6 separate regions of the Homo sapiens genome follow, and all the other regions are linked to region 1. A link is a loop called in an ENCODE intact Hi-C map of the cell type or tissue named here. Cell type or tissue: GM12878. All regions are shown on one strand. Each heading gives the region's core, and the rest is flanking DNA. Links, peaks and the distances in the headings are about the cores only.

The links. Hi-C counts contacts between places; a loop is a spot of excess contacts. Peaks named below come from ENCODE experiments on the same cell type or tissue, not always from the same donor. Only the 100,000 strongest peaks of a DNase experiment are listed, where the experiment ranks them.
Region 2: it touches region 1 in a loop (8-fold over the local background); 30 of 110 quality-filtered maps call a loop at or near these places.
Region 3: it touches region 1 in a loop (4-fold over the local background); 12 of 110 quality-filtered maps call a loop at or near these places.
Region 4: it touches region 1 in a loop (2.3-fold over the local background); 19 of 110 quality-filtered maps call a loop at or near these places.
Region 5: it touches region 1 in a loop (2.8-fold over the local background); 3 of 110 quality-filtered maps call a loop at or near these places.
Region 6: it touches region 1 in a loop (4-fold over the local background); 11 of 110 quality-filtered maps call a loop at or near these places.

What each region holds. Positions count from the first base shown.
Region 1 is chr18:21,849,085-21,854,412 of GRCh38, reverse strand. It overlaps MIB1 (MIB E3 ubiquitin protein ligase 1), which reads right to left. Exons shown (of 21, transcript NM_020774.4): 17 at 5,025-5,217; 18 at 1,195-1,273. Among named protein-coding and RNA genes, the nearest start is that of MIR133A1HG, 20 kb to the right of the region's middle. In GM12878, for the core only: a CTCF peak has its summit at 2,882 (motif pointing right); a DNase peak (open chromatin) is centred at 1,212; H3K27ac peaks cover 1,410 bases.
Region 2 is chr18:21,487,111-21,492,438 of GRCh38, reverse strand. GREB1L (GREB1 like retinoic acid receptor coactivator) reads right to left here. Exons shown (of 33, transcript NM_001142966.3): 19 at 2,088-2,427. Among named protein-coding and RNA genes, the nearest start is that of GREB1L-AS1, 39 kb to the right of the region's middle. In GM12878, for the core only: a CTCF peak has its summit at 3,118 (motif pointing left); no DNase peak of the experiment used is centred there.
Region 3 is chr18:21,634,749-21,640,076 of GRCh38, reverse strand. No RefSeq gene overlaps it. Among named protein-coding and RNA genes, the nearest start is that of SNRPD1, 25 kb to the right of the region's middle. RefSeq lists a silencer at 1,402-1,602. In GM12878, for the core only: no CTCF peak of the experiment used is centred there; no DNase peak of the experiment used is centred there.
Region 4 is chr18:21,609,190-21,614,517 of GRCh38, reverse strand. It overlaps SNRPD1 (small nuclear ribonucleoprotein D1 polypeptide), which reads right to left and starts at 2,204. Exons shown (of 4, transcript NM_006938.4): 1 at 2,075-2,204. The coding sequence starts at 2,088. RefSeq lists an enhancer at 2,056-2,145 and a silencer at 2,406-2,455. In GM12878, for the core only: a CTCF peak has its summit at 2,295 (motif pointing left); a DNase peak (open chromatin) is centred at 2,297; H3K4me3 peaks cover 2,318 bases; H3K27ac peaks cover 1,908 bases.
Region 5 is chr18:21,738,659-21,743,986 of GRCh38, reverse strand. It overlaps MIB1 (MIB E3 ubiquitin protein ligase 1), which reads right to left and starts at 3,195. Exons shown (of 21, transcript NM_020774.4): 1 at 2,175-3,195. The coding sequence starts at 2,403. RefSeq lists silencers at 2,199-2,248, 2,369-2,998, 3,189-3,408. In GM12878, for the core only: no CTCF peak of the experiment used is centred there; a DNase peak (open chromatin) is centred at 3,236; H3K4me3 peaks cover 3,540 bases; H3K27ac peaks cover 1,879 bases.
Region 6 is chr18:21,193,240-21,198,567 of GRCh38, reverse strand. No RefSeq gene overlaps it. Among named protein-coding and RNA genes, the nearest start is that of GREB1L, 46 kb to the left of the region's middle. In GM12878, for the core only: a CTCF peak has its summit at 3,203 (motif pointing left); no DNase peak of the experiment used is centred there.

The DNA.
Region 1 (5,328 bases), core at 176-5,175:
TTATGAGACCAGTTTTATTGAACACAGTCAGGCCCATTTATTTACATATTTTCCATGGTTGTTTTTGCACTATAGTGCAGAGTACAGCAGTGGGAAAGAGCTGAGTGGTTACTACAGAAACCATGTGGCCTACAAAGCCAAAAATATTTACTATTTCACCCTTTACAAAAAATGTCTGCCAACCTCTGGCCTATGAAAACTTAAGTAACCTGAGTCCTTTTTTACTTAAGACAGAGAATTCTCTATGTGCCCTTTTGATAGTATTGGGTAATAGCCATTATACCACTCTTTGGTAAACAGAAACAGTCACTTTAGGCAAAATGTTACAGAAGAAAACGTTCACCCTTTCTTTAGTTGACCAGCTGCCTATTGGAATTTTTTTTTTTTTTTTTTTTTTTTTAAGACTGAGTCTCAGTCTGTTGCCTAGGCGGAGGACACGAGAATCACTTGAATTGGGAAGGCAGAGGTTGCAGTGAGCCGAGATTGTGCCACTGCACTCCAGCCTAGGTGACAGAGCGAGACTGTGCCAAAAATAAAAAATAAAATAAAATAAAATCTTTTATTGACAAAATGAAGAAAAGCAAAGGGAAGAGAATATTTAACAGTGTATGAACTTGAACAAGGGCAATATGAAAAGCAAAGGACTTCAAGAGAATATGTTTAAAAGAAACTTAAAAACATTTTTTAAATTTTAATACTGCCCTCACAAAGAAAAGATTTCTAAAAGCTCTCTTGACATAAAAGCTTACAGAAGGCCAGAAATTACAGCCCCAGAAATGGTTGCTGTTGGTTCTTCTGCAGTGAGGAAAGTACACAGGAGAGGCAATATTAAGGTGAAGCCAAATGAAGACGTGCTAATTTCATATGTGAACAAAGGCGAGACTAAATGTTTCAACATTTATTTTTCAAAATAAATTTCTATTATGTGTGGAAAGAGACCCTTTTGTGCTAATACAACTGAAATCAAAATCCAAGGTGGCAGAACACAGCATATTCAGTCTTCCCTAATGCTCAGACGCATGGAGGGAAACAGCTGACGTTCTAGTACAGAGAAAGAAATAGAAGGTACTCGAGGCCCATCAACTTTTTTATGAGTTATCCAAAATCAAAAGCAAAAAAACCCTCAAAAACATAATTTTTGTTTCACTTTCTATTTTTATAATAATATTGAGGAACTCTGCATAGGCTACTTACTCTCACAAGCACACATGTGGCCACAGGGTTGAAAAAGAACAGCTGCTTTCTTGTCAGAGCATACCACACATTCTTCAATCTATAGAAAAAGAGGTTACAGCACAGTGACCATTTACAGATAAATCTAGTAACTCTTAACAAGTTCAATTATATCCAAATGTATTTCCTCTGTAAGAAAACACCTAGGCACAGAGAAATTTAACACACACTTTCCTCCCATCCTCTACTTTCCTGGTTATTCATTTTCACATCTTTATATACCCTAGCTTAACAGGCACTTATTTCTATTCTACCTTCATCTCCCTATCTGTCCTAAAATATAGAATAGAAAAAACTCCATTTCCTCTGAGGAAGCCTCTGGAGGCTTCAATATTTTTTTCCCCCAAAAACTACTTTTGAGGGGAAACTAAAAAAGACAACGAACAAATAAAGTAGTAAAATAAGAAATGACTGAAAGACAGATTTCTAATATTAATAAAAATCTAGCTAGATTAGCCAAATTGCTAAAATCCACGAGGGATTTTTCTGTTTACCCACATTTAAGAAACTCTACCTTAAAGTGCCCTTTTCCAGGACTTGGTCAATTCCCATGCTGCCTGAAGCCCACAGCTTTGGGCTATTCTTTTTCCCTGATCTCTAGCAAGACTTCCACAGCCTATTCATAATCTCCCTCACTTTCACCTCTTCTTCATGTCCACTTAATCTGAGCTTGGACATTTAACTATTAACCACCTTGGCTCTGGCTTCCTGTATCCCTACCCCATAGCCCTTGGCTACTCATCTGTCTTTCACCTATTCTCCCTTCTAACACACAGTCACATTTAGCCATCTCTTGTGTCACCAAAAATGGTAACTACTACTCACCTACAGCATCATCCAAACAACCAAATACATGCACGTGTGCTCTCTCTCTTTCTCTCTATGGACTTTCCCAACTTACACCTCAGTATGTACATAGAATTTATGTAAGTATAGAAAAAGCAGAATGCAGAATGCAGTAAGACATAGTTGATCAAGACACTGACATTCCTGGATTCAAAATCTACCTCCAACACCAACAAATTACCTAACATTGTTGAGCTACAACATTATTTATCTAAACAATAAAGAATAATCCTTCACAGAGTGATAAAGAGTAAATCAGATATGTATAAAGTAGTTCAATGTGTAATATATAAAATCAGTGCCTAATACATAATAATTATCTTCTCCTTTCTATATAACATGTTGATTTTTAAAATGATTTCCATTGCATTTGTCTTTTTGTCTGAATTGTTTCTGAAGAGTTTAAAATAATACAGCAAACTGATCTAAAAACCATATCTGTACCTATTCCGCTATTATAAGAAAAAAAAACTGTAGCCATACCTTTTCCTCCAATTATTTCCTCAGGTTATACTTCCAGGAGTGGAGTTACTAAACCAAAGCATATTGTGTAATGTCTGTACATATAGCCGGGTTGGCCACCTAGCCTCCAGCAGTGTTTAGAGAGTGCCTGTTTGCCATTTTCCTTGCTAGCACTTTTTAAAATGTATTTTTGCTACTTCAACTGAAATAGTTCATGTTAATTCAATTAATTTCCTTCTTTGTATTTCTCTAACAGAAAAGGATCCCATGCTTGTTTATACCTCCCTCCAAATACTGTAATTTGTTTTTCTTCAATGAAGACATTCATTATCCTTTAACCACTTGGGGTCACTATTTCTTCGTAGTCAAAGGCTCTACAACCAACCTGGCAAATCTGTTGGGTGGGTATATCCGTAGTTTTTCTACTTTTCTATAGATTATAAATTTATAAGATTATAAATTATAAAACTTTCATAATTTAAAAATCAAATTGCAAGCCTATTAATTCTCAGAATAACTATATTCAAAAGGTCTGAAAAAGAACGAAAGCATATTCTTTCCTCTTTCCTCTCTCCTCTGTTCCATCAACTATCCCTTGCAGACATCGTTCTTAATTTTGTCTATGCATCATAACACAGTGAAAAGAACAGGGGCTTAAGAATCAAGAGACCTGCATTCAAGAACCAGATGTCAGTCCATTTCTTTGAGCTGCAGCTTTTATAAGAATAACTTCATAGCTGAGACTCTGCTTCTGACAACCAGAGGCTCTGAACTCCTACTCAGTTTTTAACTCTCTTAAAGCACCTACAACACCCAATATGGCAGAGTTGCTTATATATAAGTCATAGTTTACCAATAGATTACACATTTTTAGCAGGTAATTATTATATACATCTTTGTCTTGACTATAAAACAGATGTTCAATAAAGGTTTGTTGAAATAGGGCTTAATCTAACAAAAAGTTTCAAACACAATGGCAGAATACACAGATCAATCTAAAGACAAAAGAATGGCTTAAATTTTTGTTCTTCTTTTGTATTCTTTCCCAAACTATTACTTCGTAAACAGGTAGCTAAAGCGAATTATAAATGCTAAGTAGAATGATCCACATTAATTTATTAAGCAGGGTTAACACCTATTTAATACAAATGAAATGCCAACACAGTGTCTGGCACACAATAAGTGCTATTAGTTCACCCTTCTCAGCTTTATGAATTGATCAAGCAGCTACATACATACAAGCACTCCAGTATTCCTATCAAAAATAACTTCCTTGTGCTTTTTCCTGTGCCAAAAATTCTACGAAAGATACATTAATTTGGATCATAAAAACCATCCAGGCTTAGAAGGTTGAAAGTAGAAGAAGCAGGGGCAAGGCAACACCTTTTAAGTCCCTGCCAGCTAATTCATTATGATAATTACTAACAGCTCCTTTCTTATTAATGATGGTTAATGAATAGCTTAAGAAAAAATAAATAGCAAGACAGAAATAAAGATTATAAAAAGAAGGGAATGGAAAAAGAGTATAAACTCCATGAGTTTTTACTTCAAAACCAACATGCTCTTTGGTTTAAACTATTCACCTTGAGAGAAACATTTGTAAGAAACTCAAATTTCACTTTATATGCAATACACACACACATTTGAGTATTGAAAAACTAAAAAATAAATTATTTCAGTAAACCAAAATTAGTAATCTGGTACAGTTATAATAAAGCACTAAGTTACTCAGAAAAGAACTATACTTCTCAAAAAGCAAAAGGAGTCAGGAGAGAGAAAAAGTTCAGAGTAGATATAGATTTTGGCCATCACTAATTACAGGGAGACAAGACTTTATTTGCCTCCAGATGGGACATAATGTAAAGTGTGTGGCACCAACTGTGAAGCTTTCTTGCCAAAAATGTTAAGCTGACCCTGATCAAACTATTACATCTAACTTCCAGCTTACAGGAAACACAGAAGATAGCAAGTTAAACAACACCACGATAGAACAATCAAATCTAGAATGTGTGACATTCTACCAAAAAAATGAATTATTTTACAAACATGAATGCAAAACAGTTTTTGTACTCCAAAAAAAGTGCAACATATAAGTAACTATAATCCAAAGTGGAAGTAAATGTATCCTTAGGTTATAGGGAGCTTTGAAAGCAAAATGGTAGATAATTTTAACTTTACCATACTTTAGATATAATGAAGGAAACACATTAAGAGCTAAAAAAATTTGACAGTAAAAATGGTGTATCAATAAACTCAAACAATAATTAACTTAGCAAATCAGTACATTAATAAGCAAGACTGTAAACAAGCAATAAAATAAGAAATTCTGATCTGATAAATGCAGAAATTATATATTCCTATATTTAAATCATTGTTTGGAAGAGCAAAATTACACAGACGCATGATGTCATTAAATCTTATTTATCATTAATTCTAGTCTCAACTTCATAAAATGACAAAATACTATATTAAATATATCTTACCTTTGTCCTGGATTGAACCTGTTCTTTACAGATGAGGCATTTCTTGACACGTGGAGAACATAAAGAACAGGTAGCAATATGTCCACATGGACCAAAAAGAGTATCTCTCTTCATATCTGAGCACACCATACACTCTTCTAAGGTTTCAGAATCATTACTAATCATAGAAGGACTCCGAGAACCCACTTGACCACTAATAAAAGAAAGTATTTCAAATCAAGCCTATCTTATTACAAATTCACTAATTAAAATGTTTTAAAATATACCTGGAGCATCATTAGTATACATAAAAACTAGTCATATT
Region 2 (5,328 bases), core at 204-5,203, 360 kb after region 1:
GGTCATCTCTGGCAACAGATGTGGGAGACTTAGCATGGTGCTGCTGATTGTCCGCCTTTCCAAATTCTTTTTCTTTTTCTTTCTTTTTTTTTTGAGACAGAGTCTTGCTCTGTCGCCCAGGCTGGAGTGTAGTGGCACAATCTCGGCTCACTACAAGCTCCGCCTCCCGGGTTCACGCCATTCTCCTGCCTCAGCCTCCCGAGTAGCTGGGACCACAGGCGCCCGCCACCATGCCTGGCTAATTTTTTGTATTTTTAGTAGAGACAGGGTTTCACCGTGTTAGCCAGGGTGGTCTTGATCTCCTGACCTTGTGATCCGCCCGCCTCGGCCTCCCAAAGTGCTGGGATTACAGGCATGAGCTACCGTGCCCAGCCTCCAAATTCTTCATCATTAGCAATATTCAAATGGTCTCAAGCCCGTAATTCATGTCTCCATGAATTATACTGTAAGAAGCGTTTCCGGAGTTTTGTTATTCATCCTAGGAATTCCACTGTAATGTAGTCTATGACTATAACATAAAATTGTGAACGTGTATCTATATATGAAACATAAATGTTACAACTTCTAAATTTAGGAGTTTCTATTTTTTGGACAATTTTATTTGTTCCAATTGCTTATTAAGCTAATACAAGATATTTTGTCTGCATTTTGGATTATTCAATTTAGGTTAGCTAACTGAACACAAGAAGAAGATTTACATCTCCAGAACAATTTTTTTTTTTTTTTGAGACAGAGTCTCGCTCTGTCGCCCAGGCTGGAGTGCAGTGGTGCGATCTTGGCTCACTGCAAGCTCCGCCTCCTGGGTTCACACCATTCTCCTGCCTCAGCCTCCTGAGTAGCTGGGAATACAGGCACCCGCCACCACACCTGGCTAATTTTTTTTTTGTATTTTTAGTAAAAACGGGGTTTCACCATGTTAGCCAGGATGGTCTTGATCTCCTGACCTCCTGATCTGTCTGCCTCAGCCTCCCAAAGTGCTGGGATTACAGGCATGAGCCACTGCGCCCAGCCCAGAACAATTTTTGAACACTAAATAATCATCCCCAAATTAGAACTCTTAGAGATTATACAACCCAATTCTCTCATTTTGCAGATGGGAAACCGCAGCCCAGGGTGAAAATGCAAATTCCCCCATGACTATGTGCCTTCTTTTCATAAAATTTGTGCTGAACCAGATTTTCCTTAACCCAATTTAGCTCAGCATTTAATGTATAGGGCGCAGAAACAAGTTGGTCTAACTCAGACATACAGTAGCTAGCTCAGTTCCATACCGACATGTAGGTGGATATTTGATTAAATGCTTTCTAATGGCTAGGCCCCACTGGATTACAGGCCCAGAAAAACCGAGTCAGGCATAAGGTAGGGAGTTAGGTTAGTTGGCTGAGGGTTCTACTCCTCCCACCCTGATGCTTGACAGGAGAGGAAGGGGAGAAGCAGTCAATCACTGGCCGTGCAGAGGGAGCAGTGAGGGACTCAGTCATGCACTAAATTCTTCTGTAGGGCGCCTGGCAAAGTCTCAGTCCAGCCAAAGCCTTGGGGCTGAGGGTCAAAGCAAGTAAAAAGAAACAACAAACTGCTGAGGAATCCACATGCAAGAGGGCTAGGAACAGTTCTGAGTACTGAAGATGAAACAGAATACTTTACCGACTCTAGACATGAGCTCACAGAGAGGCTAGATGAACAGAAAAGAATTAGTGAGTTGAGGATACTTAAAACATTACCCCACAGAGGTCTGAGAGGATAACTTACCTTTTTTTCTCAGAAAACAGATGGCCATGGGCTACATGCATCTTGAACAAGGCCAATAAACATGGGGTCAAATTGGGTCATCTCATTTTTTTGCACCTGCAGTTGGAGAGCATGGAAGACCAACTGCATGCACTAACTGCATGCTATAAAGGGCTGGGCAATCTTTACAAACTGGTTCTAATTAAGAAAGTGAATATGTCCCTTAATTTAGCCTTATCATTGTCATGGAATCACACATGTGATTCTATTAAACTCAGGCCCCTGAGCCACCTATGTAGGATTCCTAGAAAAGAGAAACAAATGGTATTTTAAAGGAGAAATGTCTGTCCATTGCTAACCTTTAATCGCGCCACAAAGTGAGTTGCAACACTGAGTTCGGTGGCCGGGTTCCCAAGGATGATCTCAAACCGATACTGCAGACCCAGTTTGTCGCGCACCTCCTGTAGCCGCTCCTTGGCTAACATCGCCAGCTGCACCGAGGGCACCCTGATAATGAGCATGTGTCCCCTCCCACTTTTGTTTTTGCCTGGGGAGCTGATGAGGTCATCCATAATGCTGAGTGTTTCTGGTGTGCTGTGGTCGCGGAGTGACGCCATGGTGGTGAGAGCCATCAGGGCCTCAGAGTACTGCTGGATGAGAAGATAGCAGCGGACGACCATGCTGTGCAGCCTGGGGTACCTTCAACAGAAAACAAGGCACTAGCACTCAGGCAGCAGGGCCAGCTGGGAGCAGCAAGGCCTGTGCAGTAAGAATGCAGATTAAGCATGGTGGGGAAGGGGCTACTGATCAGTGTGGTGGGGCTTTAGTTCTAGAATGACCTGGGATCCTACATCACTGGAAGGAAAAGGTTGAGCTTCCAAAGCATGTGAATCAACCTGTTGGGATAAGTACAGCACAGTAAAGGGGTTTAGAGATTGTCTAGAAACCTCTTCTCAAAGTATGGTCTACAGACCACCAGCAGCAGCAGCACCTGGGAGCTTGTTAGAAATGCTCAATCTCCCCACCCCAGACCTACTAATCAGAATCTGAAGCTTAACAAGACTCCCAGGGAATTGCATGCACGTTAAATTCTGAGACACGCTGGTCTATTCCATTCATTGCCAGCATAGTCATCATGGATAATTCCTGGATCCTCACCTCTTGCTGGTGGTATTGGGTTAGAATGGCAGCACTGTCCACTTATTTCTCTGATATATAAGATTACAATACAGGAAACTGAGGCATTAATGTAATATCTGTCGAGTATTAGACATAAAAAGGGTAATTATTACTACTAATCTGAGGTCAGCCTCACAGATAGCAATTTCTATCTTTCCATAAACTGTTCCTTGGTGCTGGAGAAACTTGGAGCTGACTGGAGAAATAGCACCCCCTAGTGTTGTAGCCTCATCACCTGAGACCTGGCTCCGTCAAGGGAGCCAAGCAAATCTGAGCCTGGTAGCAGCAGCAGCCTTTGGTACCATTTTCCCCTAAGCCTGGACTGCCAGGGAAGAGGATCCCTTTGTTAAAATCGGCAGTTTTTACAATTATAGGAGGTAGAAAACAAATCTCTCCTTTTGGTGCTACGCCTCAGCCAGGCCTGATGACAAAATGAGTACGAATGGGCAAAGAGGACCCAGTTACAGGCATGAAGAGCTGCTAGTCAAGAAAGCAGGTGCTTGGCTACCCTGAGCACACTGCCCAGCAGTACTTCTGCTGCTGAATAAAAATAAAATTTTTTAAAAAAGAAAGTAGGCTGGGCGCGGTGGCTCATGCCTATAATCCCAGCACTTTGGGAGGACGAGGTGGGTGGATCACTTGAGATCAGGAGTTCGAGACCAGCCTAGCCAACATGGTGAAACCCCATCTCTACTAAAAATATAAAAATTAGCTGGGTGTGGTGGCGGGCGCCTGTAATCCCAGCTACTTGGGAGGCTGAGGCAGGACAATCACTTGAACCTGGGAGGTGGAGGTTACAGTGAGCCGAGATCATGCCATTGCACTCCAGCCTGGGCGACGGAGTGAGAGTCTGTCTTAAAAATATAAAAAAGAGAAAAAGAAAGAAAGTAGGTGCTGGCAAAGTGGGCTCTGGGTCCAAGGTTGGCCAATGCTCTCATGGAGCCTGGTAGAATAAGGCTGGGGCTGTGCACTTTCTTTCTGGTTGCCATTTGGTAGCAATGCAGCCACCAGCAGCTGGGTAGGCTAATGGGGGATTTCACCTTTGTTCCATTCTATAATTCTACTTAAAATACAACAAGTGGTCCACTGGCCTTGCACAGAAAACCTCCAGGTCAAAGAAATGCCAATGACAGCTATCAAATGAATAACACATGAACACTTTTGAGGTGTTTTAGAACTGGAAAGGACCAAGATGCCCTGTATATGAACAACTCTGCCTTTTCTTTTTCTTTTTTCGAGACAGAGTCCCGCTCTGTCACCCAGGCTGGAGTGCAGTAGTGCAATCTTGGCTCACTGCAACCTTCGCTTCCCGGGTTCAAGCAATTCTCCTGCCTCAGCCTCCTGAGTAGCTGGGATTACAGGCATGCGCCCAGCTAATTTTGTATTTTTAGTAGAGACAGGGTTTCTCCATGTTGATCAGGCTGGTCTCAAACTCCTGACCTCAGGTGATCCGCCCACCTCAGCCTCCCAAAGTGCTGGGATTACAGGTGTAAGCCACTGCACCCGGTCTTTTTTTTTTTTGAGATGGAGTCTCACTCTGTCGCTCGGACTGGAGTGCAATGGCGCAATCTCAGCTCACTGCAACCTCCGCCTCCCAGGTTCAAGTGATTCTCCTGCCTCAACCTCCCAAGTACCTGGGATTACAGGTGCCCGCCACCACGCCTGGCTAATTTTTTTTTTTTTTTGTATTTTTAGTAGAGACAGGGTTTTACCACGTTGGCCAGGCTGGTCTCGAACTCCTGACCTCAGGTGATCCACCCACCTTGGCCTCCCAAAGTGGTGGGATTACAGGCATGAGCCACCGCGCCCAGCCCACTCTGCCTTTTCATAGAAAGAGAATGAGTTCAGGGGCAGAGAGAAGTTCAGCTGCTTGTCCCAGTTCATACAACTGATCAGAGACAAAGCTAGCTCTAGATTTTATCCAGCCTCTAGCAAGGTCTTCACACATTGCAAGGATTTAGCTGGCTGGGTAGAAATGAAGAAATCCTTCAGTTCAATAAATCCTGGGCTGGTCCCTTCAGGTATTCAGTAAGTCATAGCTACTATTAGGCTGGGGTGACTGGGTTGGAGGAAATAAGTATAGATAATCTATGTTTCAAGCTTAATGCTTTTTGCTGGGCCACGTAGAAAAGCCAAAGTTAGAATAAATGGTAACTTTGATATCTGGCATTTCTGTTTCATACTCTGGAAGAATCATGAAGTCAGAAGTGCACAGTTTCTCCAATCTGTCATGCTTGCATTAAACTATACTTACAACTTTTGTAGCACAAAACTACAATAGAAAGTTGATGAGATCATCATTTAAAATAAAAGTTAGGAAACTCTGAATGATGTTACCAGAAAAAGAAGATGCATTTCAAGCTGGTGGATGTAACAGGTGGGTAGGAATGCTTAAAGGGGGTACTCATGGAATGATTTTGG
Region 3 (5,328 bases), core at 105-5,104, 210 kb after region 1:
CAGATTTTGAATTAAATTGAGAAAACAGATGGGGGCTATCTGCTTTATTAATGGTAAAGCTAGATTTAAAACATAGATTGGATTGGAAGATAAAGTGAAATGCCCTCCTTCCCCCAAGGCACAACTCAGGATGAGTTTATAGGGAGAGCTGAATGCACACAGCACATTTACCCCAAGTGTGGGTCACGCACAGAAAAGAAAGCTATATAGTGTGGAGCTCCTCCAGGCCTGCCTTTTGGTGGATGCCCCCAGGGAATGCCAGCAGAACACAGACTCCCTTGCTGAGGGAGGGAAACAAAATGGTCAACCCTCTTCTACCCTCAATATTTTATGAGCTGTATTCTATTTTATAGGCTCAGGCAGGAATATAGAAAGAGGAAGAAATGTGTTGCCCTTATACAAAAGATAATTTAGCCAGACACGATGGCTCATGCCTGTAATCTCAGCACTTTGGGAGACCGAGAAGGGTGGATCACCTGAGGCTAGGAGTTTGAGAACAGCCTGCCCAAAGTGGTGAAACCCTGTCTCTACTAAAAATGCAAAAAATTAGCCGGGCATGGTGGCAGGCGCCTGTAATCCCAGCTACTCGGGAGGCTGAGGCAGGAGAATCACTTGAACCTAGGAGGTGAACGTTGCAGTGGGCTGAGATCGCACCACTGCACTCCAGCCTGGGCAACAAGACCGAAACTCCATCTCAAAAAAAAAATAAATAAATAAAGGTAATTTATAGGTTAAAATTTTCATAAATATTCCCTGAGAGGTGTCATTTTATGAGAACATTTAATAAAGGCTAGAACCTGTTAAGTGTGATTAGGAAACTCAAGCACATTATTTCTTACTGAAATATAATCCACAAAAAATAAATCCATAATAAATTCAAAATTATAACTCCAAAGAGACCTTGGCCTAATAAACATGCTTCTCACTGAACTACAATATGTTCTTAATAGAACATTTGCTTCTTCTAAGTTGGATGCCAACAAAACATCCACATAAACAGACATTGTCAATGTGTAAATATAGAAGAAAAATATTACACAAAGTGTAAATATAGAAGATACATGCAGAAAGGCAAGGTTGCAGTTTAGTGGGTGGGAAAAACTAGGTTAAAGGTGAAAGTGACCGGGCACAGTGGCTCACGCCTGTAATCCTAGCACTTTGGGAGGCTGAGGCAGGCAAATCATGAGGTCAGGAGTTCGAGACCACCCTGGCCAACATAGTGAAACCCCATCTCTACTAAAAGTTCAAAAAATTAGTTGGGCATGATGGTGGGTGCCTGTAATCCTAGCTACTCAGGAGGCTGAGGCAGGAGAATTGCTTGAACCTGGAACGCAGAGGTTGCAGTGAGCCAAGATTGCACCACTGCACTCCAGCCCAGGTAACAGTGTGAGATTCTGTCTCAAAAAAAAAAAAAAGTGAAAGTGACTAATGGTGAGTAGATATGCAAATGAGGTGATGATCAGGAGAGAAGATGTGAAGAATTGGGCTCTGTGATGGTTAGTTTTATTGTGTAAACTTGACTAGGCCACAGGGTGTCCAAATATTTGGTTAAACATTATTTCTGGGCGTGTCTGTGAGAGTGTTTCTGGATGAGATGAGCATTTGAATCAACAGATTGAGTAAAGAAGATTGCCCTTCCAAATGTGGGTGAGCCTCATCCAACCCATTGAGAGCTTGAACAAAACAAAAAGGAATTTGTTCTCTCCACCTGTCTGAGCTGAGACATTGGTTTTCTGCCCTTACACTGGAATTCACACCATCAGTGCTCATGGTTATCAGGCACTGGGACTCACCCTGAACTATGCTACTGACTTGTCTTAGTCTCAGCCTCCATAATCATAGCCAATTCCTTACAATAAATTTCTTTCTGTATCTCTCCAATCGGTTCTGTTTCTCTGGGGAATCCTAATACAGTCCCCCCAAATAGTTGATTGGTTTTCTTTAATCTATTAATGTCCTGGCCCGGTGCATTGGCTCACACCTGTAATCCCAGCACTTTGGGTGGTAGAGACAGGCGCATCACCTGAGGTCAGAAGTTCGAGACAAGCCTGGGCAAGATGGCAAAACCCTGTCTCTACTAAAAATACAGAAATTAGCCTGGCATGGTGGTACACACCTGTAATCCCAGCTACTCTGGAGGCTGAGGCATAAGAATCACTTCAACCCAGGAGGCGGAGGTTGCAGTGAGCAAAGATCATCACACCACTGCACTCCAGCCTGGGCAACAGAATGAGACTGTCTCAAAAAAAAAAAAGAAAGAAAAACAAAATTTCAACATGAGATTTGGAGGGGACAAACACCCAAACTATAGCAACCTGTATATTTAGATGCATGCTAGCCAAATCCCTCAGATGATGTAATCTTTCTAGCAAGCACAAAAAATAATTATCAAATGCTCTAATCGTGCACAGTTAAGGGGAAGTACTCAATAAAAACAAATGCTAGGCCTCTGACTCAAATCTTTTTTTTTTTTTTTTTTTTTGAGACAGAGTCTCGCTCTGTCGCCCAGGCTGGAGTGCAGTGGCGTGATTTCGGCTCACTGCAAGCTCTGCCTCCCAGGTTCACTCCATTCTCCTGCCTCAGCCTCCCAAGTAGCTGGGACTACAGGCACCTGCCACCATGCCCAGCTAATGTTTTTGTATTTTTAGTAGAGATGGGGATTCACCGTGTTAGCCAGGATGGTCTCGATCTCCTGACCTCGTGATCCACCCGCCTCAGCCTCCCAAAGTGCTGGGATTACAGCCACTGTGCCCATTTTTCTTTTTGTTTTTTAATTGAGACAGAGTTTCACTCTTGTTGCCCAGGCTGTAGTGCAGTGGAATGATCTCAGCTCACTGCAACCTCCGCCTCCCGAGTTCAAGCAATTCTCCTCCCTCAGCCTCCTGAGTACCTGGAATTACAGGTGTGTTCCACCACGCTCAGCTAATTTTTGTATTTTTAGTCGAGACGAGGTTTCAACATGTTGGCCAGATTAATCTCGAATTTCTGACCTCAGGTGATCTGCCCGCCTCGGCCTCTCAAAAGTGCTGGGATTACAAGTGTGAGCCACCACGCCCAGCCCTCTGACTCAAATCTTAAAACTTCAGAATAGAAGTCGGATTCAGATTGTGCAGAAATATACATCAGCCTGTGACAAGGAGCAGACATGGAAGTGACTCTTAATTGGAAACATCCTGCTGGAACCTGAATCTTTCTTTTTTTTTTTTTTTTTGAAACGGAGTCTTGCTCTGTCGCCCAGGCTGCAGTAGTACGATCTCGGCTCACTGCAAGCTCTGCCTCCCAGGTTCACGCCATTCTCCTGCCTCAGCCTCCCGAGTAGCTGGGACTACAGGCTCCCGCCACCACGCCCGGATAATTTTTTTATTTTTAGTAGAGATGGGGTTTCACTGTGTTAGCCAGGATGGTCTCGATCTCCTGACCTCGTGATCCGCCTGCCTCAGCCTCCCAAAGTGCTGGGATTAAAATCTCATCCCTGATTTAGAAGGCTCTTACTGGGGAAAAAAAAGTAGCCATTGAATGGCTACTCAACCAACCATGGATTAAGACAAATGAAACCGAAGCTCTAGTCTTGGAAGTTTTCATCAGTTGCCTTTCCATATTTTATTTTAGCTTCTAGAATTCCATGGCTGATTTTCATCCCCAGATGCATCAGACTTACCCGAGAGGTTCCCCAGAGTGGAAGGCTCCGGGTCAGGTCTGTCCTCAAATGGCCAGCTCTGTCACTGTGAAGCCTGCTTAATAGTAAACACAGGACAATCGTGGCCTTAGCTGCCTTGCAGTTTCCCTCCTCCAGGACCTAGTGCTCCCCTGCAGCCAGCAGACAAGAGCCAATTATTATGAGATATGCAGTGATTTGGAACGAGAATTGATAGAGAGGTTTTGTTTCCAGAGCATGTAGCTTATTGGAACCCTATTTCAGTCAAGAGATATTGGATGGTTTCTTACCTCCTCTCCTAAAGACAGGCTGACCCAGTGTGGTGTGTTCCTCACTGTAATTCTAGGGTACACTCGGGTAAAAATATAATTGTTGCTTAATTTTCCTGAGCATCACTATAGAAAGATGGAAATAGTCATGATTATAGTGGTTTTAATATGATTGTCATGTTTTATTTTCGAGTCCATCAACTTTTATCTTTAATTACCCAAAGGTCAGTCTGTACTGACCTTTGTATGAAGCCATAATGGAGCCAGGCGTGGTGGCTCACACCTATAATCCCAGTACTTTGGGAGGCCAAGGTGGGCGAGGTCAGGTGTTCCAGACCAGCCTGGCCAAGATGGTGAAACCTCGTCTCTACTAAAAGTACAAAAATTGGCCGGGCGCAGTGGCTCACACCTGTAATCCCAGCACTTTGGAAGGCCAAGGTGGGCGGATCACGAGGTCAGGAGATCGAGACCATCCTGGCTAACATGGTGAAACCCCATCTTTACTAAAAATACAAAAAACTAGCCGGGTATGGTGACAGGTGCCTGTAGTCCCAGCTACTCGGGAGGCTGAGGCAGGAGAATGGCGTGAACCCGGGATGCAGAGCTTGCAGTGAGCCAAGATCGCACCACTGCACTCCAGCCTGGGCAACAGAGTGAGACTCCGTCTCGGAAAAAAAAAAAAAAAGTACAAAATTAGCAGGGCATGTGACACACACTTGTAGTCCCAGCTACTAGGGAGGCTGAAATGGGAGAACTGCTTGAACCCGGGAGGCAGAGATTGCAGTGAGCTGAGATCATGCCATTGCACTCCAGCCTAGGCAACAGAGTGAGACTCCGTCTAAAAAAAAAAAGAAAAAAAGAAAAAAAAAAAAAGAGAGAGGAAGAGGAAGGAAGGGAGGGAGGGAGGGAGACACATAATGGAGAATACAAAAGGAAGAAAAGAAGAAAAGATTTCTACCCTAAAAATATTAAAATCGGCTGGAGACAAACTGAACAAGACAGCAAGACTTAAGGATATATGCTGAATAGCATTTGAGTAGTACAGAACAGCTTAGCACAGAGAAAACCCACACAAAGGGAAGCCATCAGTGACTGTGACAGGGAGTGAAGGAGGGCAACTGGGGAATACATCCTAGGAGGTAGGAAAAGCACAGAGCCCGTGCATCCTCCAGACACCAGTGGCTTATTGTGGCCCTTGGGCAAATAAGTTCCACCTCTGTCAGCTTCAGTTTGCTCAACTTGAAAACAGAAGGCAAGGACTAGATGGTCTGTAATGTCTTTCAGCTATAATGATACAGGATTCTTAAGGACAAACACAGAGAACTTGGGAAGGTGAGGATGTTACAGGAAGAGGAAAGACAAGCACAAAGCCACAGAAGTAGGAAAACACTAGTTGTGCATAGG
Region 4 (5,328 bases), core at 280-5,279, 240 kb after region 1:
CAAACAATCATTTTCTGGAGGAAAAATACATTCTCTGGTAAGAAAAAAAATTTGTTTCTATATTTTACCTAAGACACAAAACAGGATTCAGTACAGGTATTAAAAATTACTGGAAAATTGTCATAACATGCAGTATCTTTAAAGGGAACAAATGGAATCCAAGGTGTATTACACAAAATTGAACTATGAGTGGATTAAGATTCAGATTGGCAGGTATGGAGAAATTTCAAAAAATGTAATTTTCTTTTTTTGAGACCGAGTCTCACTCTGTTGCCCAGGCTGGAGTGCAGTGGTGCGATCTCAGCTCACTGCAACCTCCCAGGATCAAGTGATCCTCTTACCTCAGCCTCCTGAGTAGCTGGGATTACAGGCGCCCGCCACCATGCCCGGCTAATTTTTGTATTTTTTCGAAAGAATGGGTTTCACCACGTTGGCCAGGCAGGTCCTGAACTCCTGACCTCAGGCGATCCGCCTGCCTCAGCCTCCCAAAGTGTTGGGATTACAGGCGTGAGCCACCACGTCCAGCCTAAAAAATGCACTTTAAATTCTATGACTTCCTATCCAAAGTTATAGTTCAAATAAAAATATACCAAAAATTAACCTTAAATGTCTTTTGTACCAACTCCTCCCTGAATATAATTTTTTTTTTTTTTTTTTTTTTTTGAGATGGAGTCTCGCTCTGTCGCCCAGGCTGGAGCGTAGTGCCACGATATCGGCTCACTGCAACCTCTGCCGCCTGGGTTCAAGCGATTCTCCTGCCTCAGCCTCCTGAGTAGCTGGGATTAAAGGCGCGCGCCACCACGCCCCACTAACTTTTGTAATTTTCGTAGAGACGGGGTTTCACCATGTTGGTCAGGCTGGTCTCGAACTCCTGACCTAGTGATCCACCCGCCTTGGCCTCCCAAAGTGCTGGGATTACAGACGTGAGCCACTGCGCCTGGCCTCCTCCCTGAGTGTTGAAGGCTTTTATGTGTTATTTAAAACGTTTCAAACAAACGTTACTTCAGACGTTATCTACTTGTCTGTCATCCCCACTAACCAGAAAACTCCAACAAGGCAGGTACTCTGCCTTTTAAAAAATCCTATTACCAGCGCCTAGTATGTAACAGGTGCCCAATAACTATTTAGCGGATATTGACAATCCTTGACTCAACAGGAAAAAAACAAGCTAAATATTTATAATTGCTGGCTTAGCTATTAGAAACGTCTGCCTCTGTTCCAGGCTTAGTCTCAAGGAAAAACACCAAAACCAAATCTACTTGCAGGTAGTTTAGAATTATTCACATCAGCAAACAAGTTTTCAGAAGACTCACCTAACTGACAGGGTCTATTTATTTCTTAAGAAATAAAACAGGAGAACTATATATTATCTGAGTAATCAGCCACAATTACGTTGTGATAATTTCTGCCCTATATTGGGAGATTTTCCTAAATAAAAAGCCTACCTTAAAGGGAAATAGAGGTGGAATAATCAATCACAAATCTAAGGAGGATAAAAAGGTAAACTTAAAAATCGGCCGGGCACGGTGGCTCAAACCTGTAATCTCAGCCCTTTGGAAGGGCGAGGCGGGCAGAAAGCTTGAGCCCAGGAGTTCGAGACCAGCCTGGTCAACAAAGTGAGACACCATCTTTATTTAAAAAAACAAAAACTTGTGAAGCCGGAAGTCCTTCTCTGATTTAAAATATTTTGCAAACAGGTTTGTTTCCAGATAAGCTCATACAGCTTTCTAAGTACTGTTAAGCAGGACTGGGGAGTTCCACTCAAAAAGAAAATGAGTAACTGTAAGAGGGAGATGTGTCCCAGGAGGCGCTGCATCTTTAAAGCCTCTAAGTCACTAGGCAGGAAGAAAAGGCTCGGCCTTTATACCAATCTCTTGGAAGACACGCGGGATCCGCGAGCGACCCAGGCGGAAGCCCAGGCCCGAGCACGAGCTGCGGGCGCAGTAAGGCCGGCCGTTAGCAGGCCGCGCACACGCGGCTTTCCCGCCTCCTGCAAATGGGAGAGCCCAGCCTTCCGGACTCCGGGCCAAGCCCTCCCTTCACAGCCCCCAGAGCTGCTTGGTCACTCCCTCACCTCACGAGCTTCATCCTAGCGGCGCCGTCACCCTCTGGGTCCGACAGCACACAGAATCCTTCAACCGAACACTGACCGACTGCAGTATGAATGGCCGGAAGCGCCTACTCCAGGGGCTCCGGACGTCAAGAGCGCGCGGAGCACTGCAGGCGCATGGCGGAAACGCCGAGGCTGCGCTGGGCCGCACTCTCTTCCGGCCGCGAGGAGCGCGACTGCGGCCCCTGGCGGCTGGAGGTTGCCTTGCGACGGCTGAGGGTATCGAGGGCTGGTCTTGGAGAAAAATGTCCTACAAGAGAGGGAGATTCGAAGAGATTAAATCCAATTAATAGGACTGTCGCATTTTGGGAGGCCGAAGCGGGGGTATCACCTGAGGTCAGGAGTTCAAGACCAGCCTGGCCAACAGGGTGAAACCCCCGTCTCTACTAAAAAGACAAAAAATTAGCTGGGCGTGGTGGCGGGCGCATGTAATCCCAGCTACTCGGAAGGCTGAGGCAGGGGAATCGCTTGAACCCGGGAGGCGGAGGCTGCAGTGAGCGGAGATCGCACCACTACACTCCTGCCTGGGCAACAAGAACGAAACTCCGTCTCCCAAAAAAAAAAAAAAAAAAAAAAAGTACTGTCACCATCACGTTTCTGAACAGCAGGGCACTGTGAGTGCAGCACCTAATACAAATTCCTCACTGAACGGAAAGAAGGTCTTAGAGAAGCCCAAAGTCTTATGCTGATTCTGTTCCAACACCAGGAACCTAGCATTGCTTACTGTACCTGAAGCAAATCACACAATGGGCCAGGCGCTGTGGCTCAAGCCTGTAATTCCAGCACTTTGGGAGGCCGAGGCGGGCAGATAGCGAGGTCAAGAGATCGAGACCATTCTGGCCAACATGGTGAAACCCCGCCTCTACTAAAAATACAAAAATTAGCGGGGCGTGGTGATGCGCGCCTGTAGTCCCAGCTATTCGGGAGGCTGAGGCAGGAGAATCGCTTGAACCCAGGAGGTGGAGGTTGCAGTGAGCTGAGATCGTGCCACTGCACTCCAGCCTGGCAACAGAGCGAGACTCCGTCTCAAAAAATAATAATAATAAAAATAAAATCCACAATGTAGCAGATTATTTTCACTTTAAGTTCCAATCTATAAGACAAACTTTTCAGTCTTCATCTTTCTCAACATCTCATCAAAATATATATATTTTTTATTTTTTTGAGATGGAGTCTCACTCTGTCGCCCAGGCCGGAGTGCAGTAGCGCGATCTCAGCTCACTGCAACCCTTGCCTCCCGGTTTCAAGCCATTCTCGTGCCTCAGCCTCTCCAGTAACTGAGATTACAGGCGCGCATCACCATGGCCCGCTAATTATCGTCTTTTTATGTATGTATGTATGTACGTACGTATGTATGTATTTTGAGACAGAGTCTCCCTCTGTCGCCCAGGCTGTAGTGCAGTGGCGCGATCTCGGCTCACTGCAAGCTCCGCCTTCCGGGTTCACGCTATTCTCCTGCCTCGGCCTCCCAAGTAGCTGGGACTACAGGCGCCAGCCACCACGCCCGGCTAATTTTTTTGTATTTTTAGTAGAGACGGGGTTAGCCAGGATGGTTTCGATCTCCTGACCTCGTGATCCGCCCGCCTCGGCCTCCCAAAGTGCTGGGATTATAGGCGTGAGCCACCGCGCCCGGCATTATTGTCTCTTTAGTATGTGAGCTTCATCAAAATTTAACACAAACACTCCCCTTCCCTCTTTCGGGTTTCAGGATGCCAAGCTCACCTGGCCTTTTTCCTTATCCTACTAACTACTCTTGCTTTGTTTTGTTTTGTTTATAGACAGGGTTTCTCGCTCTGTTGCCCAGGCAGGAGTGCAATGGCACAATCAGGGCTCACTGCAGCCTTGACCGTCTGGGCTCAAGCTATCCTCCTGCCTCAGCCTTCTCAGTAGCTGGGACCACAAGTGCGTGCCACCATGCCCAGCTAATATTTTATTTTTTATTTCGTAGAGAAGAGGTCTTACTATGTTGCCCAGGCTAGTATCCAACTCCTGGGCTCAAGAGATTCCACTGCCGTGGCCTCCCAAAGTACTGGGTTTACAGGCCCAGAGCCTCCATGCCCAGCCTCTAACTACTCTTTCTAAATCTCCTTAGCTGGTTCCTCCTTCCCTATGGAGCCAATACATGTCACAGTGTTTCCCGGCTTGTGGCTGTAGTCTTTTTATGTATACTTTTTCTTTTAACCTGGTAATCTCCTCCAAAACCATGACTTTGATTTGTATCTCTAGCCTAGACTTCATCGCTGATCAACAGAACTCTTAGATATTGTAAGACAATACTTATCGGCTGGGCATGGTGGCTCATGCCTGTAATCTCAGCACTTTGGGAGGCCGAGATGGGCAGATCATGAGGTCAAGAGATCGAGACCATCCTGGCCAACATGGTGAAACCTCGTCTCCACTAAAAATACAAAAATTAGCTGGGCGTGGTGGCGCATGCCTGTAGTCCCAGCTACTTGGGAGGCTGAGTCCCAGCTACTCGGGAGGCTGAGGCAGAAGAATTGCTTGAACCCGGGAGGCGGAGGTTGCAGTGAGTGGAGATTGTGCCACTGCGCTCCAGCCTGGGCGACAGAGCAAGACTCCGTCTCAAAAAATAATAATAATAATAAAAATTAAAAAAAATAAAGTTTCCCCAGGTGAGTCCTACACACATTAAACTTTGATAAATATTGCCCTTTTTTTGTTGTTTGAGACTGACTTGCCACGCCTGGCCAAAACTTTATATTTATTTATTTATTTATTTATTTATTTTTGAGATGGAGTTTCACTCTTGTTGCCCAAGCCGGAGTGCAATGGCACGATCTCAGCTCACTGCAACCTCTGCCTCCTGGGTTCAAATGATTCTCCTGCCTAAGTCTCCTGAGTAGATGGGATTACAGGCACTCACTACTGCGCCCAGCTAATTTTTTGTATTTTTAGTAGAAATGGGGTTTCACCATGTTAGCTCGGCTGGTCTCGAACTCCTGACCTCAGATGATCCATCCACCTTGGCCTCCCAAAGTGCTGGGATTTCAGGCTTGAGCCACCACGCCCAGCCTGGAAACTTTAAAATGAAAATCTGATTCAATCGTTGTGGGGCCTGAAATTCTGCAGTTCTAACAAGCCTTCAGTTGATGAAGCTGCCCCTACTCTATACACATCAATTTGAGTAGCAAGGCTAAAACGGATATTTGTGTGTTGCCTTCTCAACATCTATTCCCTTGTCTTTCCAAATGTTTCTA
Region 5 (5,328 bases), core at 234-5,233, 110 kb after region 1:
AACCACTACATATAACAAATTAATGTATAAAATTATCTTATTAAACTAAGATTCTAAAACAGTTACTTCTGAAAAACATCTACGTTTATATTAAGATAATAAAACTATTAATATGATAGATACACCCCATACTACAAACATATAGATAACATTAATGTCCCTTCAAAAATCACCGTAGTAAAGAATCTGTTACACTTTACCCTAGATACTTAAATTTCCTCATAAAGCTACAATTACTGATACCAAGAATTCCTCCAAATAAGGGTTGTGGTCAGACTTTAGCTTGAGCTAGCACGACAACAAAACTTCAAGGCTGCAGGTAACAAAACAAAACCCTGTCTCAAAAAAAAAAAGAGTAGGCAGAAATTAGGCATAGGCCTCAAACACTGTTGCTGGCAGTTTCAACTCACAAAACGTCTTCAAAAAGCAATTAGTCAACATCTACCAAAATGTTAAATATGTGCAATGTTTTGATGCAGCAATTCCACTTCTTCAGAAATACTCAACACATATACACAAGGATATATGTACAAGGATATATTCACTGCATCATTGTAAAGAAAACATGAAATAATAAAACGCCCATCGATAAAGTCCTGGTTAGATAAATCACCGTATCCAATCACTGGAATACTATGCAGCCATGAAACAATGGAACAATCACCAATATAATTTAGTGAAAGAAACGAAAGTGCAGAGGAGTGAATATAGTTTATTATCATTTGCACTTAAAAGGGGATTAGATTTATAGTATAGTCACACACATGCTTGCCATGCAATAGAGTATTCTGCAAGACTACACAAAAAACTGGTAACAATGGCTGCCCCTTTTTGTGCTGTTGAATCTTTTCATTTTCTTCTAGTCATGTACATACACCCTTTTTAATATTCAAAAAGCTATCTGAAGCCTGGCCTTGTGGCTGACTCCTGTAATCCCAGCATTTTGGGAGGCTGAGACAGGAGGGTTGCTTGAGGCCAGGAGTTCCAGACCAGCCGGAGAAATAAAACGAGACAACTGTCTCTAAAACAAAAATTTTTTTTAATAAATGTTTTTAAAAAGCCAGCTAAGGAACACAATTTTACGAATTATCTGTTCAAAAACTGAGTTGGCTTGTGTTAATTTCTTTATTGCTACTGATAATAACTGTGAGCCCATTCCAAGATTTGTAAGGCTTTGCCAAACTCAATGTCTTAGAAGTAGCTCATTTAGGAATTCTGAAAAGTACCCAATTTTAAATGTGAACTATTTTCTACAGAATCAAGGATAAATATCAAGGATAAATAATACCAAAGATGAATCTATATGAAAATGAATTTGTTATTTATTTTGTGAAAGCAAGCCTTTGGTTTAATCATTTAGAAACTCTAGCGTCAATAACAGACCCCTAAAATTCACTAATCAAGATTCACTAATCAAGGACCCTGACTCACTGCTGGGTGAATGAGTAAGATTCTGACATCACCTTACTGAGACGGACGTTAGTGTAACAAAAAATAACATCAGGTGTCCCCCACGCCGATCTGCCACTTGGAAAAAGTATTTAACACAAAGAAATGGTTCAAGAGCTCAGGATGTTTTTCTCTCTATTGATATAAAGATATAAAATAGAACAATTTGGATGAAAAATCATTCCAGAGTCCCAAGTAACATTTGGCTACTGAACTCCAAGTAATTCTGTGTCACAGGAGGTTAAAAAAAAAAAAAAAAAAGGCATCTCCACAAATCCGAGGTACCAAGGCCCCTTGGCAATTATAAACGGTCAGCTGAGCACCATATGGCAAAGCAAGCCTCCCTTCAGACAGTTATCACTTGGTGGCTGATTAATTTCAATGGCTTATTAGATAGGCCTCTCCAGACCCCTTCCCAAGAGGAGGAGTCGGGTTGGGGGACCTGTGTCTGTTCTCTTCCCGGTGCTTTGTGTCTTCCAGGCTTGAAAGCATCCCGGTGATGGTGCTGCCATCATTTCCCTTGGGGGTAGAGGGTCTTTTCTGAAAGTGTTTGTTCACCCGTTCGGAACCTAGAATTCCTTTGGCGCTTTGCCTTTCCGCTCGCTCCAGCCGGGCGCTGCCCACCAGGTGTCCCACTGCAGACCTCTCCCCGCGACACCGACGCCCACCGCAGCTCGCCCCTTCCCCCCGCGCGCGCAAGCCCTGGCCAGGTGGCCGCGGCTTACCGGTGGGCGCGCTGTCCAGGATGCGGAGGTCGTAAGCCCCGGAGCAGCGGTAGTTGGCAGCTGTGCCGTTGTCCCACACTACCACCACCTCCTCGGGGCTCTCGAAGCTCCGGACGGTGCCCACATGGCCCTCGCCGCCGTCCTGCTTCCCCCACTTCCAGTCCGGGCCGCGCACTACCCGAGCGCCAACCCCTTCCACCATCACCCGGTTATTCCGGGAGTTACTCATCGGGGCCCGGGCGGTGGGCTCCGCCGCTGCCGCCGCCGCCGCCGCCGCTGCCGCCGGGGGGCCCGTGAGGGAGTTGGGCCCGGGCCGGACTCTAGGCGTCGGCGGGGGCGGCAGCGAGCCCCGGGGGACGTGAGAATAACTCACGGGGGCGGCGGCGCGGTCCCCGCGGAGCCCAAAGCCGCTGCCCAGCTGTCGCCGCCGCGCCCCCCGCTCGGAGTGGAGGGCGGCCCGCGGCTGCTCGGAGGCGGCGGCGGAGAGCGGGCAGAGGGGAGGGGGCCGTGGGCGGGGACTCTCCCGCTTCCTCCGGGCTCCCCGGCCAGGCTACAGCGACGGCCGCAAGGAAACCACGCTCTCCCCCGGCCGGCAGCGCGAGGAGCGCAGGGGGCCGGGGGAGGCTAGCCCGAGGGGGGCGGCGGGGAGCAAGCTTAACTGCCGGCCTTTCTGCCACCCCGGCCCCTCGCTCGGGGGCGGGCACCCAAGCGCCGGCGCCGCCTCCTCCCCCGTGGGCAGCGGTGGTACCTCCCGGCGTCCGGCGAGCGCCCGGGCCCTCAGGCCCCCTTCTCTCTGCCCCCGCACCAGCCGCCGCGCTCCGCCCCGCCACAGAGTCCCAGCCGGGCGAGAGCGACTCCACATCCGGGTACCGCCGTACCCAAGGCCGGAGCGGCACCTTCTCAGAGTGTCTAGGAGGGGGATCCTCGGCAATAATAGAGTGGGAAGGCTTCCAGAGAGCCGCGCGATCGCGGGAAGAAAGGAGGAGAAAACTGATCCCTAAGCGTCTCTCCAGGGTCCAAGGAGAGTGCGCATGCGCGCGGTCTAGAAAAAGGGCGGACGGTTGCCCAACCCCAGCCCCGGGCGATGGAGGGGCGGGCCCAGGGGCGGATCCCTGGAGTTGCCGCCCGGTGGTGCCGCGCGCCCAATGAGCTATGAGGAAAGCGGTTAGGCCGTCCTGGAGGCGGGGCTGGAGAAAGTGAGGGTGGGGAAGCTACCCGGGCTGCTGGAGCTGTGCGGCTGTGATGTGGCCAGTTTTTCACTAACTGCTAGTTTTCCTAGGCGAACTAAATGTGAATTAGGGATTCCATATTCTTTTAGTCTTCTTTTTTAACGAAGGTAGAAATACATTCACAAATTCAGGGCGATCTGTATTTGTGTGTAAATTGAAAACATTTCAAACCAGACAGAGCAGGTTAGTAGTGTGTTTTTAAGCTGAACAGCATGGTATGGAATGTTGTGAGCAACGGTAAAGACTTTTAGAAGGTGTGTCTTGACTTTATGCAGAATTAGGGTGATAGGCAGACTCCAAACTTTGCTCATTAATAATTGCCTCCACTCACGAAAAAATTCAGTCCCTAATTACAAAATACAACCTTCAAAGGAAGATTCGAAGACTGTAAGAGAAGTTTCTGGTTGCCGTTATTCAAATGACATTATGCTGCATAGGGTTTAAAACCAGTGTTTCCACAGGCCAGCACTGTTGGCACCGTTAGCATGCATTGTTAGCATAAACTGTTGCTTTTCCTGATAGTCAAAGGAGGGAAATGCTAACAGAATGGATAATCAAGGGAAAAGACAAGAAAACGGACGTAAAATGTACCCAAGGAATTACTATGTACTGAAATAAAATTTTTTTTGTTTGGTTTTTTTTGTTGTTGTTTTTTTTTTTGCTTTGTTTTTGAGACAGGGTCTCACTGTCAGCCAGGCCGGAGTGCAGTGGCGCCATCTCCGTTCCCCGCAACCTCCGCCTCCTGGGTTCAAGGGGTCCGCCCACCTCAGCCTTCTGAGTAGCTGGGACCTCAGGAACGCACAACCACGCCCAGCTAATTTTTTGTATTTTTGGCAGAGATGAGCGGGGGGGCAGTGGGGAGCTTCTTGGGGGATATATCTCACTATTTTCCCTGGCCGGACTGGTCTCGAACTCCTGAGCTCAAGCAATCCTCCCACCTCAGCCTCCCAAAGTGTTTATCCCAGGGATAAAGCCAACTTGATAGTGGTGGATAAGCTTTTTGATGTGCTACTGGCTTCTGTTTGCTAGTATTTTATTGAAGATTTTCGCATCGATGTTCATCAGGGATATTGGCCTGAAATTTTCTTTTTTTGTTGTGTCTGTGCCAGGTTTTGGTATCAGGATGATGCTGGCCTCGTAAAATGAGTTTTACGAAGGAGGGAGGATTCCCTCTTTTTCTGTTGTTTGGAATAGTTTTAGGAAGTACAGTAACAGCTCCTCTTTGTACCTCTGGTAGAATTCGGCTGTGAATCTGTCTGGTCCTGGACTTCTTTTGGTTGGTAGGCTATTACTTATTGCCTCAATTTCAGAACTTGTTATTGGTCTGTTTAGGGATTCGACTTCTTCCTGGTTTAGTCTTGGGAGAGTGTATGTGTCCAGGAATTTATCCATTTCTTCTAGATTTTCTAGTTTATTTGCGTAGAAGTTTTTATAGTATTCTCTGATGGTAGTTTGTATTTCTGTGGGATTGTTGGTGATATCCCCTTTATAATTTTTTATTGCATCTATTTGATTCTTCTCTCTTCTTCTGCATTAGTCTGGCTAGTGGTCTATCTATGTAGTTGATCTTTTTCAAAAAAACAGCTCCTGGATTCATTAATTTTTTTGAAGGGTTTTTCGTGTCTCTACCTCCTTCAGTTCTGCTCTGATCTTAGTTATTTCTTGTCTTCTGCTAGCTTTTGAATTTGTTTGCTCTTGCTTCTCTAGTTTTGTTGGTTTTTTTTTTTTTTTTTTTTTTTTTTTTTTTTTTTTTTTTTTTTTTTTTTTTTTTTTTTTTGAGATGGAGTCTCACTTTGTGGCCCAGGCTGGAGTGCAGTGGTGTGATCTCAGCTCACTGCAAGCTCCATCTCCCGGGTTCACGCCATTCTCCTGACTCAGCCTCCCGAGTACCTGGGACCACAGGTGCCTGCCACCATGCCCAGCTA
Region 6 (5,328 bases), core at 265-5,264, 660 kb after region 1:
TAAGGCACATCCATCAGCCTAAACTTTCATCATTTTCCCTGGTAGTGTGAGCAGAGGACTACTAGCACTTGAGGGTTTTTTAGGCTCTTAGAAATCTACAGGACTCTTATCTACTTCACAACAAAATCAAATGCCATGCAAGATTGTGGCTTTTATATCAACCATCATGGCCGCAAAACATAGATAATAGATATAGATAATCTCTATATATAATTGTGTGGACTTTTACATATACTATATATAGATAGTAGTTTGGATTTTTTTTTATTATTACTAAAAGTGGTACCTAATTTCTCCGGTTAATTTTGAGAAATGTTTTATGAGTCTGAGGATGCAATTTTAAAGACAATCGAGCAAGTGCTTTCTAAAATTGTCCACTTGGCTCAGATGAGTCTCCATGTTTGAGTGCATTTTAGACTAGTTCATTGAACATGATAGAAAATGTCAAGGATTCAAAATCTCCCAAACACTTGAAGTTTGTAAGTTATTCTTGTGAGTATCCACTTGAGAACATTTGCAGGGAAGAGCAAGCATCAAAGGAATTGTAGTTTGGTTAAAAACAAATAAAGAAACAGATTGAGTCCAGAAAGAACTGGGGCTTGAGCCCTGCAGTGTCACATACTGGTTATGTGGGTTTGGGTAGTTTCTTAACATCACTGACCTCAGTTTCCTCAGCTGTAAAACAAGAGAGCAACACCTACTTGATAGGGTTGATGTGAAGACTAAATAAGTTAAATGGGAAAGCACAGAAAGTGCTCAGCTCAGCCACTGACACATAAAATATATTCAATAAATGGTAACCAATGTTATTAAAAATATATTAAGGAAGCAATATCTAAGGCATGACTCCTATTTATAATGTTGGCTACCGTAATCTGGACAGTTGTTCCCTATCTCTTCTGTCCAATCTTGGAAAAAATATTTTTGGAATAAGAAATGAAAAAATTTTTAATAGTTTTACACAAACTATATTAGAAAACAAATTAACTTGAATTTAGAAGCAATAACTTCTGTGCCTTAAAAAGGGTGCCTAAATATTATTTTCAGATAGTTATATGTGTTTATAATGTTCCTCCCCTGTGGTAAACTGAGGATGGAGGAATAAATTGAATCAAAATACATGGTGAAAAATAACTGGATTCAGAAGACCCTGAGAGACAAAAAAAAAAAAAAAAAAAAAGAAGCAGATGATAGGAACACTTCATTCCAATCCCTTAAAATGTGATTCTCAGTTTCTCTGTTAGATCCAATGACAAAAGAAGCATATTATCTAGGCTCAGGCTGGCTGGAGATTGATCTGCTGAATGGAGCTAAAAACAAATTTCCAAGAAAATTTAATAGATTGACCTTCCCTATACCATACCAATAAATTTTATGGGAGAAATTACCCCTCTTTAATGAAAGGAATAAGATGTTGCTCCATTTCTAACTTAATCCGTGTAAATCACCCGGGAAGGGTAGGCTTGTCCAGTAAATGTTCTCCAATAAAATGAATTGCAAAGAGGCTAGACTATTTAATAACAAGATGAAATTTTCAGTTATTTGAGGAAGCTGCATTCACTATATAACAAAAAGCGTTATTACCACAGGAGAAATACTTTCAAGATTCACTGTTCTTTCACTAATATAAATAACTCCTTTTGGGCAGTTCGGATTATTTAGAATCCAATAGAAAAAGAACATTGCTGGTAATATCTGCTGTAATAGAAAGCAATATCAAATCCTCTTTTCTGGAAGCATAGGATTGTGATGGCTAGACAATGTTCCTACAATTCGTTGCTTAAACTGTTTCATGGTTCTTTTTACTATATGAACTTTCTTAGATTAGTTCAAATTTGAGGAGTTTTTACCTGAAGTTGTTCCTTAAGGGTTCTATGTAAAATAGATTTAGAATGGAGTTGGCCTCTTTCCCAGAGCTGAGGGCTTATAGTGGCTTGGGCAGCTTGGGCAAAGAGACCATTAAGAAAATTCTTGTGGTAGGAGAGAGGCAGTGGCTTGGACCAAGGTGGTGCCAGTGGAGATAAGAGTAGTGGACAGATTATATATATATACACACATTTATATATATTTATATATATATATTTATATATTTGTATATATATATTTTATTTTTATTTTTATTTTTTTTTTGAGACAGAGTCTCGCTCTGTCTCCCAGGCTGGAGTGCAGTGGTGCGATCTTGGCTCACTGCAACTTCTGCCTCCTGGGCTCAAGTAATTCTCCTGCCTCAGCTTCCCGAGTAGCTGAGATTACAGGCACCCACCACCACGCCCAGCTAATTTTTGTATTTTTATTAGAGACGGGGTTTCACCATGTTGGCCAGGCTGGTCTCGAACTCCTGACCTCGTGATCTGCCTGCCTCGGCCTCCCAAAGTGCTGGGATTACAAGCATGAGCCACTGCGCCCGACCTAGAGATATATTTTGAAGGAAGAACCAGTAGATTTATTTGCTAATGATTTGGTTATAGATTATGAAGGGAAGGGAAAAATTAGGAATACCACAAAGTTTGAGGCTATAATAATTGAATGGGAGTGGAGCCATTTACAGAGCTGGTAAACTGGGAGAGTGTTAGATTTGAGAAGGAAGATAAAAGGTAACATGATATGAGTCTTCTGTGTATAAGAAACATCTAAAAAAATTAAAATAATTAAAGCACTATCAAGCCTTTGCTTTTGAAAACATGTTCTAAATTTTTTTCCATGATATAGTATTGTTTTGGTGTAATCTTCAGACCTCTTTTAAACTATTTAACACTTTGATAGCTCTACAGATAATCATAATAGATCATAAAATATTTACTACTCATTTGTATTGCAAAGGGTTAGTTTATCTTTTATGAAGATTAAAAGACAAATTTTTCAGCCCTCTCTCCAAGTTCCATTATTTTACCCCCCAAAACACAATTAATTACATGCTTTTGAAAATCAATATATTTGTTTCAATAGCAGTACTAACTGGGATGGCAGGGCTAAGCCAATTTATTTAATGGAGTAGTTTTTGTTTTGGGATTGAGTGATTCCTTGTTGAACCTGCATACATATAAAGACTTGGTTTCATTAAAACAAACAACAAACAAACAACTTCAGGACAGAAATGCTTTTATTTTTAACTCTGAGATTTAACCAGGAAAACGACAATTTTAAAAGCTGAGTTTAGACGTAGAATTAATAGCAACTCATTTGCTCAAACAAAAGATAAGAGTGCCATCTAGTGTTCATTAGGAGTATCTGTAACTTGGACTACTATTTTCTCAATTACAGCAGAAAAACAAATGAGGGGAGACAAAGGAAAAAGACCACTGTGATAGCCACAGCAATTGAAAATAGGGACATGATTCCTGAGAGCTCAGAGAGGGGCACCAGATCTGAATTTAGAAATTAAGAAGTTGCATCATGAAGTAGCTACCTCCTGAGCTGATAAAGGAGGAACAGTCACAGGTGACAAGGGCAGGAAGAGCACTGATGTCTAAGACATGAGTCAAGGTGGGAAATCAAAGAACAACATAATTTTGTGGGCAAGTTTAACTGCTTGAGATAAAGCAGTGGAAAGTGAGTGCCTGGAAGGAAGGCTAGAGACGGGAGCAAAGCTGAGATCAAAGAGAGTTTGTATTTTCTATGCAATGGGAAGCCACTCAAGAGACAGCCTTTCATGGTGGCCCACCCCTGTAGTACTAGCTACTCGGAAGGCTGAGGCAGGAGGATGGCTTGAGCCCAGAAGCTTGAGGCTGCAGTAAGCTATGGTCATGTCACTGCACTTCAGCTTGGGTGACAGAGCAAGACCCTGTCTCTAAAAAAAAAAATAAAGATAAAGATAGAAAACAGAGAAACAGCCTTGCAATTCAGATACAACCCTGGCACCATATGGGGGATGTATTAGGGTGGGAATTGAGACTAAAATTATGATGTAATTATAGTAGATGATGGTAGTAGTAAGCAGGAAAAAAGGATGACTCAAATAATTGGAAGAAAAGATAAATAATTAGGTTTGATGGCTGGATGTCATCTTTTAGAGTTCAGATAGATTATATTTTTATCAATTAACATTTTAAAATTCTATTTAAAAGAGTAAAGTTAGTGGGAAAGATGATTAATTTCATGTTGACAAGTTAACCTTGAGCTGCATGGGAAATAGTGATGTGTTGATGCTAACAGGCAATTGAATATCTGGTTCTTAAAGCTTTGAGGAGAAGGTTAAGTAGAAGATATAAATTCATTTTCATCAGCACAGTGGTGGTTGCTGAAACAATGTGAACAAGATCACTCAGGAAATATATATAGTATAAAATAAGAGCCTGGATAGAAAAGACATTACTAATGCTTAGTTTAAAAGAATGATTTGAATTTGGATATGTTCAGAATATATTAGAAAGAAAGGAGATAATTTCTTTAATCTCAAATTATAATTCACTGATGAGGATCAGTGTTTCAGAAGTTCCCTGTTGAGGTCTATCTATACAAATATTCAATGAATACATTTTCTATTTATGAACTATATTAATCAGGACCCTTTCAGCAAAGGATAGGAGCTAAAGTTGCAAAATAGTTCGAAGAGTTGCTCATATCCTTCATCCAGCTTCCCCTAATGTTAACTGACATATTATATAATTTTAGTACAATAACTTGACAATTTTTTATCCCAGAAAAGATGGTATCCTTTCTAAAACATTGTGACATAAATTCCTGGTCAATTAAGATGAGATGTGACTATTATATTCAATAGTATTTCCTTAGAATTAAAGAACAAATTTAAATCTGGAAGTTCTTAAAGTCAAGGACATTTGACATCTTTGCTCTTTTCCAGTTGTATTTTAGATAAAACGTTTGCTTGTCTAGATAATAAATTGGGCTGTTTTTCCTCCCCTAGAGTACTGATGAAAAGTACCACAATAATTATTGAATAATATATGGGAAATGTCAACAGAGAAATGGAAACTATAAAAAAAGAGCCAAACGGATATTCAACAACTGAAAAGTACAATTTCTGAAATAAAAACATTCACTGGCTGGGCTTAATAGTGATTGGGGATGGCAGAAGAAAGGGTCAGTGTGTTAATCTGAGTTTTCTGAGAAGTAGACACCAAGAAGAAACCAAACATGCAAGGATTTCTTTTTATTGCAATAGTTTTTGGGGAACAGGTGGTTTTCTTGTTACATGGATAAGTTCTATAGTGGTAATTTCTGAGATTTTGGTGCACCTGTCACCCAAGCACATACGCTGTACCAATGTACAGTCTTTTATCCCTCACCCCCTCTCTCCCTTCTTACCAAGCCTCCAAAGTCCATTATATAATTCTTATGCATTTGTGTCCTCATAGTTTAGCTCCTACT